Linked DNA regions of Homo sapiens: region 2 is linked to region 1. A link is an interaction called in ENCODE POLR2A ChIA-PET data of the cell type or tissue named here. Cell type or tissue: Caco-2. All regions are shown on one strand. Links, peaks and the distances in the headings refer to the core of each region. The heading gives the core; the rest is flanking DNA. Region 1 has its middle 3.9 kb from the start of MIR613. Region 2 overlaps FAM234B (family with sequence similarity 234 member B).

The links. ChIA-PET counts read pairs that join two places held together with the same protein. Peaks named below come from ENCODE experiments on the same cell type or tissue, not always from the same donor. Only the 100,000 strongest peaks of a DNase experiment are listed, where the experiment ranks them.
Region 2: POLR2A ChIA-PET joins it to region 1 with 5 read pairs; 2 of 35 experiments call an interaction of 5 or more read pairs at or near these places.

What each region holds. Positions count from the first base shown.
Region 1 is chr12:12,765,851-12,771,234 of GRCh38, forward strand. It overlaps a transcript of APOLD1 not described here. Among named protein-coding and RNA genes, the nearest start is that of MIR613, 3.9 kb to the left of the region's middle. In Caco-2, for the core only: no CTCF peak of the experiment used is centred there; no DNase peak of the experiment used is centred there.
Region 2 is chr12:13,051,271-13,056,654 of GRCh38, forward strand. FAM234B (family with sequence similarity 234 member B) reads left to right here. Exons shown (of 13, transcript NM_020853.2): 2 at 4,281-4,676. Among named protein-coding and RNA genes, the nearest start is that of FAM234B, 9.6 kb to the left of the region's middle. In Caco-2, for the core only: no CTCF peak of the experiment used is centred there; a DNase peak (open chromatin) is centred at 2,566.

The DNA.
Region 1 (5,384 bases), core at 56-5,055:
CAGAGTGAGGTGCTGTCTCAAAAACACCCAAAAAACAACAAGAACAAAATGTCAAAGTCAAAGAGTAGATCTTCTGTGCTCTAGTGTTGGTTAGGATCCTCTGTTGCAAAGATCAGAAATCAAGTCACTCAAGGAATAAAAGGGGAGTTGAAAAAATAGGAATATATGAATGGCTCATAAAATGGAATGATGGCAGGAAATAAAAGTTAAGACTCTCTGTTTGCCTCTCAGGACCTTATCTCTTAATTTTCTCCAGTAAACAAAACAAACTTTCTCTGCTCTTGGGGGAATATAATGGGAATAATATGGCTGCTTCACAGATCCTGAGTTCCATATTTCAGTTCCAGTCATTGAGAAGACTGCCTCAACTCTCTTTAGGTCCATATTCCAAAATCTTGAAAGAATTTGATTGGCAAATTTGGTTTGGATGTCTACCTTTAGTCCAATTAGCTATAGTCAGTGGGCAGGATCATGTAATATAGTACCAAGATACTGGAATATTTTAAATGGAGATAAAGAGATGTTGTCAGGTTAAGGTGGGGGCCATAAGTTCCCAAGCTGCCTACTACAGTTGCACAAAGGACAAAGAATATTATAGATTGATGAGCTAAAAATCACTTTTGCATTGCCCCACAGCTAAAAAATTTAAAAAGAGATTTCTGAGAGAGCCATAAAAAGGCAATAGTAAAACACTGATATAAAATCAGCTGGGGCCAGACAGGGTGACTGACACCTGTAATCTCAGCACTTTGAGAGGCTGAGGTTATCTGCCTGGATCACCTAAGGTCAGGAGTTTGAGACCAGCCTGGCCAACATGGCGAAACCCTGACCCTACTAAAAATACAAAAATTAGCTGAGTGTGGTGGCACGTGCCTGTAATCCCAATTACTCAGGAGGCTGAGGCAGGAGAATCGCTTGAACCCGGGAGGTGGAGGTTGCAGTGAGCCAAGAGCACACTCCAACCTGGGTGACAGAGTGAAACTATGTCTCAAAAACAAAAAACAACAAAACAAACTAAAACAACAAAACAAAACAAATAAACAGAAAAAAAGAATTAGCTGGTAAATCAGCTGGCATATACTATCAGAATAATAAATAAGAGTTGGCCCCCTGGGCTGGGTGCAGTGGCTCATGCCTGTAATCTCAGCAGTTTGGGAGGCCAAGGTGGGTGGATCACCGGAGGTCAGGAGTTCGAGACCAGCCTAACAAATATGGTGAAACCTCATCTCTATTAAAAATACAAAAATCAGCCGGGTGTGGTGGTGCATGCCTATAGTCCCAGCTACTCAGGAGGCTGAGGCAGGAGAATTGCTTGAATTTGGGAGGTGGAGGTTGCAGTGTGCCAAGACCACGCCAGTGCACTCCAGCTTGGGTGACAGAGCAAGATTCCGTCTCCACAAAATAAATAAGAGTTGGCCCTCTGTATTTGTGAGTTCTGCATTTGTGAATTAAACCAACCACTGATTGGAGTTATTCAGAAAAATTAAAAACAACCGTACAATAATAAAAATAATACACATTAAAAAATTGGCCAGGTGCGGTGGCTCACACCTGTAATCCCAGCACTTTGGGAGGCCGAGGTGGGTGGGTCACTTGAGGTCAAGAGGTTGAAAGTAGCCTGGCCAATGGGGCAAAACCCATCTCTACTAAAAATAGAAAAATTAGATGGGTGTGGGGGCCCGCGCCTATAATTTCAGCTACTCGTGAAGCTGAAGCATGAGAATTGCTTGAACCCGGGAGGCGGAGGTTGCAGTGAGATCGTGCCACTGCACTCCAGCCTGGGCTACAGAGGGAGACTATGTCTCAAAACAAAACAAAAACAAAAACAAAACTAGTATAACAACTATTTACATAGCACTTACATTGTATTAGGTATTATATGTAATTTATAGATGATTTAAAGTACATGAAAGGAGGTGAGTAGGTTATACGCAAATCCTATGCCTTTTTTTTTTGACGGAGTCTCACTCTGTCACTCGGGCTGGAGTGTAGTGGTGTGATCTCGGCTCACTGAAACCTCCGCCTCCTGGGTTCAAGTGATTCTTCTGCCTCAGCCTCCCGAGTAGCTGGGACTACAGGCACGTGCCACCATGACTGGCTAATTTTTTTATTTTTAGTAGAGACGGGGGTTTCACCATATTGGTCAGGCTGGTCTTGAACTCCTGACCTCGGGATCTGCCTGCCTCGGCATCCCAAAGTGCTGGGATTACAGGTGTAAGCCACCGTGCCCGGCCTACTATGCAATTTTATACAAGGATCTTGAACTTCTGTGGATTTTGGTATCTGTGGGGAGTCCTCAAACCAAACTCCCATGGATGCTGAGGGACAACTGTACAAATATTGAACAATTGAAAAGGTCACAGATAACTAGATGTAAAAAATAGTTACTGGCTTGAAAAAAGGTAAGAATACCTGATAATTGCACCACATTGTGTAGGTCTCACAGGGTTTCCATATTCCCTTTCCAATATAATAAATAAAACCTTGTAAAAGCAATTGAGGCTGAGTGCAGTGGCTCATGCCTGTAATCCCAGCACTTTGGGAGGCTGAGGCAGGAAGATCATTTGAGTCCAGGAGTTCGAGACCAGACTGGGAAACCTAGGGAGTCCCAATCTCTACAGAAAATTAAAAACAAAACAAAACAAAACAAAAAAACCAACCAGGTGTCATGCACCTGTGGAGTCCCAGCTACTCAGGAGGTTGAGTTGGAAAGATTGCTTGAGACCAGGAATTCAAGGTGGCAGTAAGCGCTAATCACGCCACTGCACTCCAGCCTGGGCAACACAGCAAGACCTCATCTCTTAAATTAAAAAAAAAAAAAAGCAATTGAGTCTCAATAAGTCAAGTCACTTGCTTGAAGTCACACACAAACCACAGACTTAGGACTCAAACTCCTCGTTTTCACTTTATGTGCAGAGGCCTAACTTATAGAAAATGCCTCCTACCTTTTTCAAAGGTAGTTTACTTTTTTTTTTTTAGCATTGAAAGTAAAGGCAGAAATGACTTTTAAAGTGCTACATTTTCAGGGAAAAAAAGTGGATTAGGAACATTAGTTTCCATTCTGGCATGTAAGGAGCTCAGAAGTCACTACTCCTGGCTGGGCACCGTAGCTCATGCCTGCAATCCCAGCACTTTGGGAGGCTGAGGCAAAAGGATTACTTGAGCCCAGGAGTTCAAGACCAGCTGGAGCAACGTGGCAAAACCCCATCTTTACCAACTATACAAAAATTAGCCAGTCGTGGTGGCACATGCCTGTAGTCCCAGTTACTTGGGAGGCTGAGGTGGAAGGATCACTTGAGCCTAGGCAATTAAGGCTGCAGTGGGCCATGATTATACCACTGCACTACAGCCTGGGCAACAGAGCAAGACCTCCAGCTAAAAAAAAAAAAAAAAAAAAAAAAGTCACCACTCCATCTTAGCAAGTAAAAAGCTGAGTAAACTGAAAAATCAACAGCTCTTCTTAGATCCATAAGAGATGGGAGGTCATAGAGTAAACCCCAAATTGGAAACACAGGTGAATGCAGATAATCACAACTTAATTACTGGAGCAGAAATCTTCATGGGAATCAGTGCTGGAGTGGGAAAACCTGAACTGTAATTGACAAATTGCTGGAGGCTTGGTGTGGACAAGTCTGTGAGATAAAAACTTTATTGGGAGGCTCCCACACTTTTGTAGTTTTACCTCCAGGGGCTCTACTAGGTTCTCACAGTGAATTTTGCAAACGATCCTCTCATGCTTCCAACAAGGGGAGAGGAAAAGGAACCATCTTGAAATGCCCTAGAGCATTCTGTTCTTAAGAACAAGGTCTTCCCTCAGGAGAAATTACTTAACTGGAGCCTAACCTGCTGGGGTTTTATAACAGCCTAACTGATCTGGGGGAAGGGAAATACCCAACTCCAGCCTAGTCTAGCTATGTTGTCCCACCTAAGGAGAGGGGGAGACTGAGAAGCACCTGTGAAGTTCACAGTCCAGAGACATAGGCTCACTAAAAGACTGAGACCTAATTATCGGACTGTAGAATGCTTCCTTTCCCTCCACACCTTGCCACCACATTACTAAAGTCCTATTTACAGTAGTTTCTTTAGCCCAAAACATCATGCCTGGCTATCAAGAAAAAATTACAAAGTATACTAAAAGGCAAAAAAACATAGTTTGAAGAGACAAAGCAAGCATCAGAACCAGATGCTCTGGATAAAGTAGACAGCATGCAAGAACAGGTAGGCAATGTAAGCAGAGAAATGGAAACTATAAAAAGAACCAAAAGAAATGTTAGAGAGGCCGGGGGCGGTGGCTCACGTCTGTAATCCCAGCACTTTGGGAGGCCGAGGCGGGCAGATCACGAAGTCAGTTCAAGACCAGCCTGACAAGCATGGTGAAACCTCGTCTGTACTAAAAATACAAAAATTAGCCGGGCATGGTGGCACATGCCTGTAACCCCAGCTACTCAGGAGGCTGAGGCAAGAGAATCGCTTGAACCCAGGAGGCAGAGGTTGCACTGAGCCGAAATCGTGCCTTTGCACTACAGCCTGGGTGACAGAGCGAGACTTCATCTCAAAAACAACAACAAAATGTTAGAGATAAAAAACACTGCAATAGAAATGAAAAATGTCTTTGACGTGCTTATTAGTATACTAAACATGCTGAGGAAAAAATCGCTGTTTGAGGATATCTCAAGAGAAACCTCCCAAACTGAAAAACAAAGAGAAAAAAAGACTGAAAAAAAAAAAAAAGCAACAACAGAAAAGAATATCCAGGAACTGTAGGACAACTACAAAAGGTATAAGTGTGTAATGAGAATACCAGAAGGAGAAGAAAGAGAATACAGAATAAATATTTGAAACAATAGTGATTGAGAATTTCCCCAAGCCAGTGTCAGACACCAAATCACAGATCCAGAAAGCTCAGAGAACACCAATAAGAATACATGTTAAAAAAAAAAAAAACTCTACACCTAGGTATATCATATTTACACTACAGAAAATTTAAGATAAAGAAAAAATCCATATAGAAACCAGAGGTTTAAAAAATCTTATAGAGAAGAAAAGAATTACATCCAACTTCTCCTCAGACAGTATGCAAGCAAGAAGAGAGTGGAGTCAAATATTTAATGTGTTGAGAGAAAAAAATCCCACCAACCTAGAATTCTGTACGCTGTGAAATCATCCTTTAAAAGTGGCACAGAAATAAAGGTCTTCTCAGACAAACAAAAATTGGGGGAATTTGTTGCCTTGCAAGAAATAGTAAAAGAATTTCCTTAGAAAAAAGAAAGAGTATATAGGTCAGAAACTCAGATATACATTAAGAAGGAAAGAACATCCGAGTCAGTGAAGATAAAATTTTAAAAACTTTATTTTTCTTATTTTTAATTGCTCTAACAGATAAC
Region 2 (5,384 bases), core at 179-5,178, 290 kb after region 1:
ATAGCATGATAAAAATGAATTTCCTTTAAACTGTTTTGCTGGGAAGTGTTTTATTAATGATTTCACTTTGACAAAGGTGCTGTTTTTAGCCTGATATGTTTGTTGCAAGGTGGAGACTGACTAGCAAGATTGAATTTGATGTCGATGCTAAATTTTTCACTTGGTGCTAAAAATCCAATTGCACAATTATAGGGTGGCTTAAGCATGTGTTCAAAATGCTTGGAAGTTTTAATTGAATCAGTAGGTGATGTGAATGCCAAGAAAGCTCTCAAGATCTTACGTTATAGAAATTGAATTGTTGTTTGCTATCTGGAGTAGGTAGGAAATAGCTCTGCCCTCCCTTTCTCTGGTCAGACTGTACCTGGGATTGTATCTAGTTCCAAGAACCATATTTTAAAAAGCACAGACATATCACATTGTGTCCAGAGGAGAATGACCAGGATGTTGAGGACACCTGAAACAATGCTTCTTTAAGTAATGGGTTGAAAGAGGTGGAGGTGTTTAAGTTGGAGCTGAGAAGAGTGGGGGAGGGCACTGGGAGATACAATACTAGCACCAGTGATGGTAATGATAATAATAGAAGCTAAAATTTATTGTGTGGCTATAAGCCAGGCACTAAGAAGCAGACATATATTATCTTATTTGATTCTCATCACAATCATATGAGCTAAAAAGAATAATTATTCCATTTCATAAATAGGGAAATTGATGCTCAATAAAGTTAAGAAATTTGAGATTACATAGTTCATAAGAGATATAGCCAGGATTTGGCTTGATGTTTGATTGTGAAGACTTGAGCTCTTAAATACCATATCATATGTCTCTTATGATTGATACCTTTGAGTGTTTGAAGGACTTACATGTGAGAGAGGGATCCCAGAAATTAAAACTAGGACAGATAATTGGCAACTTCCCAGAAAAAAATTCTTGAATCAGTGTAAAGAATTGGTTTCTAGATTGGAGGCCAGTGGATTCCCTAATACAGGTTACATTCAGGTGTTTGCTAAGTAACTGGTTGATAGGTCTTTGTAAGTAGCTAGTTGTAAGTTTGGGATAGGGGTGGGGATAGATTATGTGATCTTTAAGGTCTCTTGCTGTGCTTTCTCAAGTAACTCTAGAGTTGAGAACTCTGTGTGCTTTCCTGTTTTTCAGATATATATATATATATTTAAACATTTTAAATTGTCAAAAAATACATACACCATAAAATTTACCATCTTAACTATGTTAAGTATACAGTTCAGTATTAACTGTATATGCACCCAATCTCTAGTACTTTTTCATCTTGCAAAACTGAAACTCTATACTTACTCAGTAACAACTTTTCCTTCTACCTCCAGACCTAGGCAACAACCATTCTACTTTCTGTTTCTGTGAGTGTGACTACTCTAGATAACTCACATAAGTGGAATTACACAGTATTGCCTTTTTGTGTGTGGCTCATTTCATTTAGCGTAATGTCCTCAAGGTTCATCCATTTTGTAGCAAGTGTCAGAAGTTCCTTCCTTTTTAGAGCTGAATAATATTCCATGGTACGTACATATCACATTTTGTTTATCATGTCAGGTGTATTTTAGCTAAAAAACAAAACAAGAACAAACAATCACTTTAAAAAGCATTAGAGTTAATATTATTCTAACAACCCATGGCTCTGTATGCAAATTATTATGTGTAGAGTTATCTGGGATGGTTAGGGAATGGTGTGCCCTAATTAACCAAATAATTTGGTTCATGGAGTAGAAATACAAATTGTAGGAGATTATCTGGAACCTGTACTGACCCCATGGCATATTCTGAAAGTACTATTTTGAATTAAGTTTCTAATAATTGATTTATTTTCTTGTAATTTGTGCCCTTAAAAATCAAGTCTAATATTTATTGGGCAAAATGTATAGTTTTGAAAATAAAAATAAATAGAAATAATTTCTAGTTATTAGGATGACAGATTATTCAGTATTTTCTTTGGATTTTTTTTGAAAGTACTTAATGTTATAATTCTGTGGAATGTTCATTTTAAAAAATCTAAAATTTATTGATTTTTTTAATGTACCAAATACTAACTTTAAACATCAAAGGTTTTACTTCCAACATCTGGTATTGGGGGAACCAGCCCCCAATATTTCAACGTAGGTTCTTTCTATTTTCCTTAAGTGTTGGCCGGTCTGAGAAATAAAGAGAAAGAGTACAAAGAGAGGAATTTTATAGCTGGGCCTCTGGGGGTAACATCACATATCGGTAGGTCCGTGATGTCCCCTGAGCCACAAAACCAGCAAGTTTTTATTAGGGATTTTAAAAGGGGAGGGGGTGTAGGAACAGGGAGTAGGTCACAAAGATCACGTGCTTCAAAGGGCAATAAAGATCACAAGGCAAAGGCAAAGTTAGAATTACTGATGAGGGTCTGTGTCCTGCTGTGCACGTATTGTCTTGATAAACATCTTAACAGAAAACAGGGTTGGAGAGCAGAGAACCGGTCTGACCAAAATTTACCAGGCTGGAATTTCCCAATCCTAGTAAGCCTGAGGGTACCTGCAGGAGACCAGGGCATATTTCAGTCCTTATCTCAACCACATAAGACAGACACTCCCAGAGCGACCATTTGTAGACCTCCCCCCAGGAATGCATTCCTTCCCCAGGGTATTCCTTGCTGGGAAAATAATTCAGTGATATCTTCCCTACTTGCACATCCGTTTATAGGCTCTCTGCAAGAAGAAAAATATGGCTCTATTCTACCCGACCCCGCAGGCAGTCAGACCTTATGGTTATCTTCCCTTGTTCCCTGAAAATCGCTGTTATTCTGTTCTTTTTCAAGGTGCACTGATTTCATATTGTTCAAACACACGTTTTACAATCAATTTGTACAATAGTGGTCCTGAGGTGACGTACATTCTCAGCTTATGAAGATAACAGGATTAAGAGATTAAAGTAAAGACAGGCATAAGAAATTATAAGAGTATTAATAGGGAAGTGATAAATGTCCATGAAATCTTACAATTTGTGGTTAGAGATTGCAGTAAAGACAGGCATAAGAAATTATAAAAGTATTAATTTTGGGAACTGATAAGTGTCCATGAAATCTTCACAATTTATGTTCTTCTGCCGTGGTTCCAGCTGGTCCCTCCATTTGGGGTCCTTGCCTTCCCGCAACAATCTGGTCTCCATATAGTGTTTTATTCTTTCATTTTATTAATTGAACAAACTGAGATATAATGTATGAAATGACATCACCAAGGCCATAGTGACCCAGAGGTAGACACTAGCATTAATAATTATTCTTTTCCCCTTTTTAATTAGCTGGGTTTTGTGGTCTTTTTTATATTTCTTCTGAACAAAAGATTTAATGATAGAGTTTACATTAGTGATAGATTACTGCATAAAGTCTCCCCAAAAGAAACATTTTCTTGGTTGTTACTTGGTGGTAACATGAAATAAAGGCATAAAATCATTCAGTCATTGGCAGTGAGGCCAAGGGGTGGGTGGCTTGGGAGGAGGTGTACCTAGGCTCTTCTGTAATTTCTCTCTCAGCTATCCCAAATCAACACTGCAAGCTAAGTAAAAACAAAGTGCTTGCCATGCAAAGCACCTTCAAGACAAGTCCCCTACCTCTGTGTACTGGCTAGATCACCACCCCTCCCAGAATACTTGCTCAGAAGAGCAGTTTTTGGGGTAAACACTGTTTACTAAAAGATAGACTGAAAGGGCATTCAAATCACAGGATGGTTCTTAGAAGTGAGATTTCAATACATCTTCAGATGAACATTCAGTGTTCAACTTTCTAAGTTGTTTCCATAGAAACAGTTGGGAAGCCACAGATATTGGGCTGTGAGAAGCAGCGTATGGAGAAGAATTGTTCTAAAAGTTTACCAGGAAAGATTAGGATGTCACAGATCTAAGAAGATCTGAGGCAATATGCACATTAGGCACATGGAGAGTTGATGTGGAGCCATGATCTTTTTCTTGAGTGAGATTCAAACACATTAAGAGAGCTTTCTTTTTAAACTAAAGGCATTTTAAATTTGCTAACTTCTGCCTCCTTTTCCATTGTCTTAAACTCATGCAGGCAGTGATCCTGGAGCACTGTGCTTTTGTTTTTCCTTCCATTCCTAACCCCTGCTTCACTGGCTTCTGTTTTACAGATAGCCACCAAGGTTCAAACTTGATGTAAACCTGGATTTTTTTGTTTTAGTTTTCCGTGTTCTTCTGGGTATTTACAGTTGCCATATATTTGGTGAGGGTGTCTTCTCCCCAGTTCCCCTTGACTCTCTGTTTTTCTGTATTTTCAGGGAAGAAGAGCCCAGACCTAGGGGAGTATGATCCACTTACCCAGGCTGACAGTGATGAGAGCGAAGACGATCTGGTGCTTAACCTGCAGAAGAATGGAGGGGTCAAAAATGGGAAGAGTCCTTTGGGAGAAGCGCCAGAACCCGACTCAGATGCTGAGGTTGCAGAGGCTGCAAAGCCACATCTTTCAGAAGTCACCACGGAGGGCTACCCCTCAGAACCCCTTGGGGGCCTGGAACAGAAGGCGGCCTCCTCCCTGGTGTCATATGTGCGCACGTCTGTCTTCCTGCTGACTTTGGGGATCTCGATGATCCTGGTGCTCCTGTGTGCTTTCCTGATCCCCTGTCCTCCCAGAGATCTGCACAGCACCTGGAGCCGCCACTTGGGCTCCCAGGGAGGTGAGCTGCAGAATCTTCAGCCCTAATCCTGTGAAACTTCATGCTATGTCTGATTACATTTAAATTTTCCTCCAAATCTTAAAACTTAATATGTGTCATGCGGCATTCCCCACCCTGCCGTCCCCACTGTGTGGAGGTGGCAAGGAGATTAAGATTTGAAAGAAAACAAACACCTCCAAAAACCTGGGAATCATTGCTCTGTTGTGTCTGTTGGCATTGGTCTTTATTAGATCCAGAGAGGACAGGGCTGGTTTGCTGGATTCCTGCTGTGGAGCCAGCACTGTATCAGGGGAATGCAAAGCTGTAGGAAGGGCTATTTACAGAGAAAAGCAAGGTTCAAGGCCTGGTTGCACCAGGGATAGAGCTCTTGCAGAACCCTTTGACATTCTTTGATGATAGAGGTCTGATCTAATTTAAATTATAAAATAATTTCATTTCCTGTAAAAGATAGTTGCTATCTTTTCTTTCTTGCTCCTCATGGTTAGGGCGGTGCTGTCTGAGTAATTCCAGCTATTCTGTCTCCTTTTTGGAGTAGGCTTCTTTAAAACCTCTTGCTCTGGAATGGGACTTACATCTCACCTGTGTTGAGTAGTCCTGTCTCTTGTGAACTGGATTAAGCTATCCTCAGACCCCTGGCATCCTCTTGATCTAGAAATGTTTATCTCTGCCACTTCTCTGATCCCAGTTGAATTAGCTTCTGATGAGTTC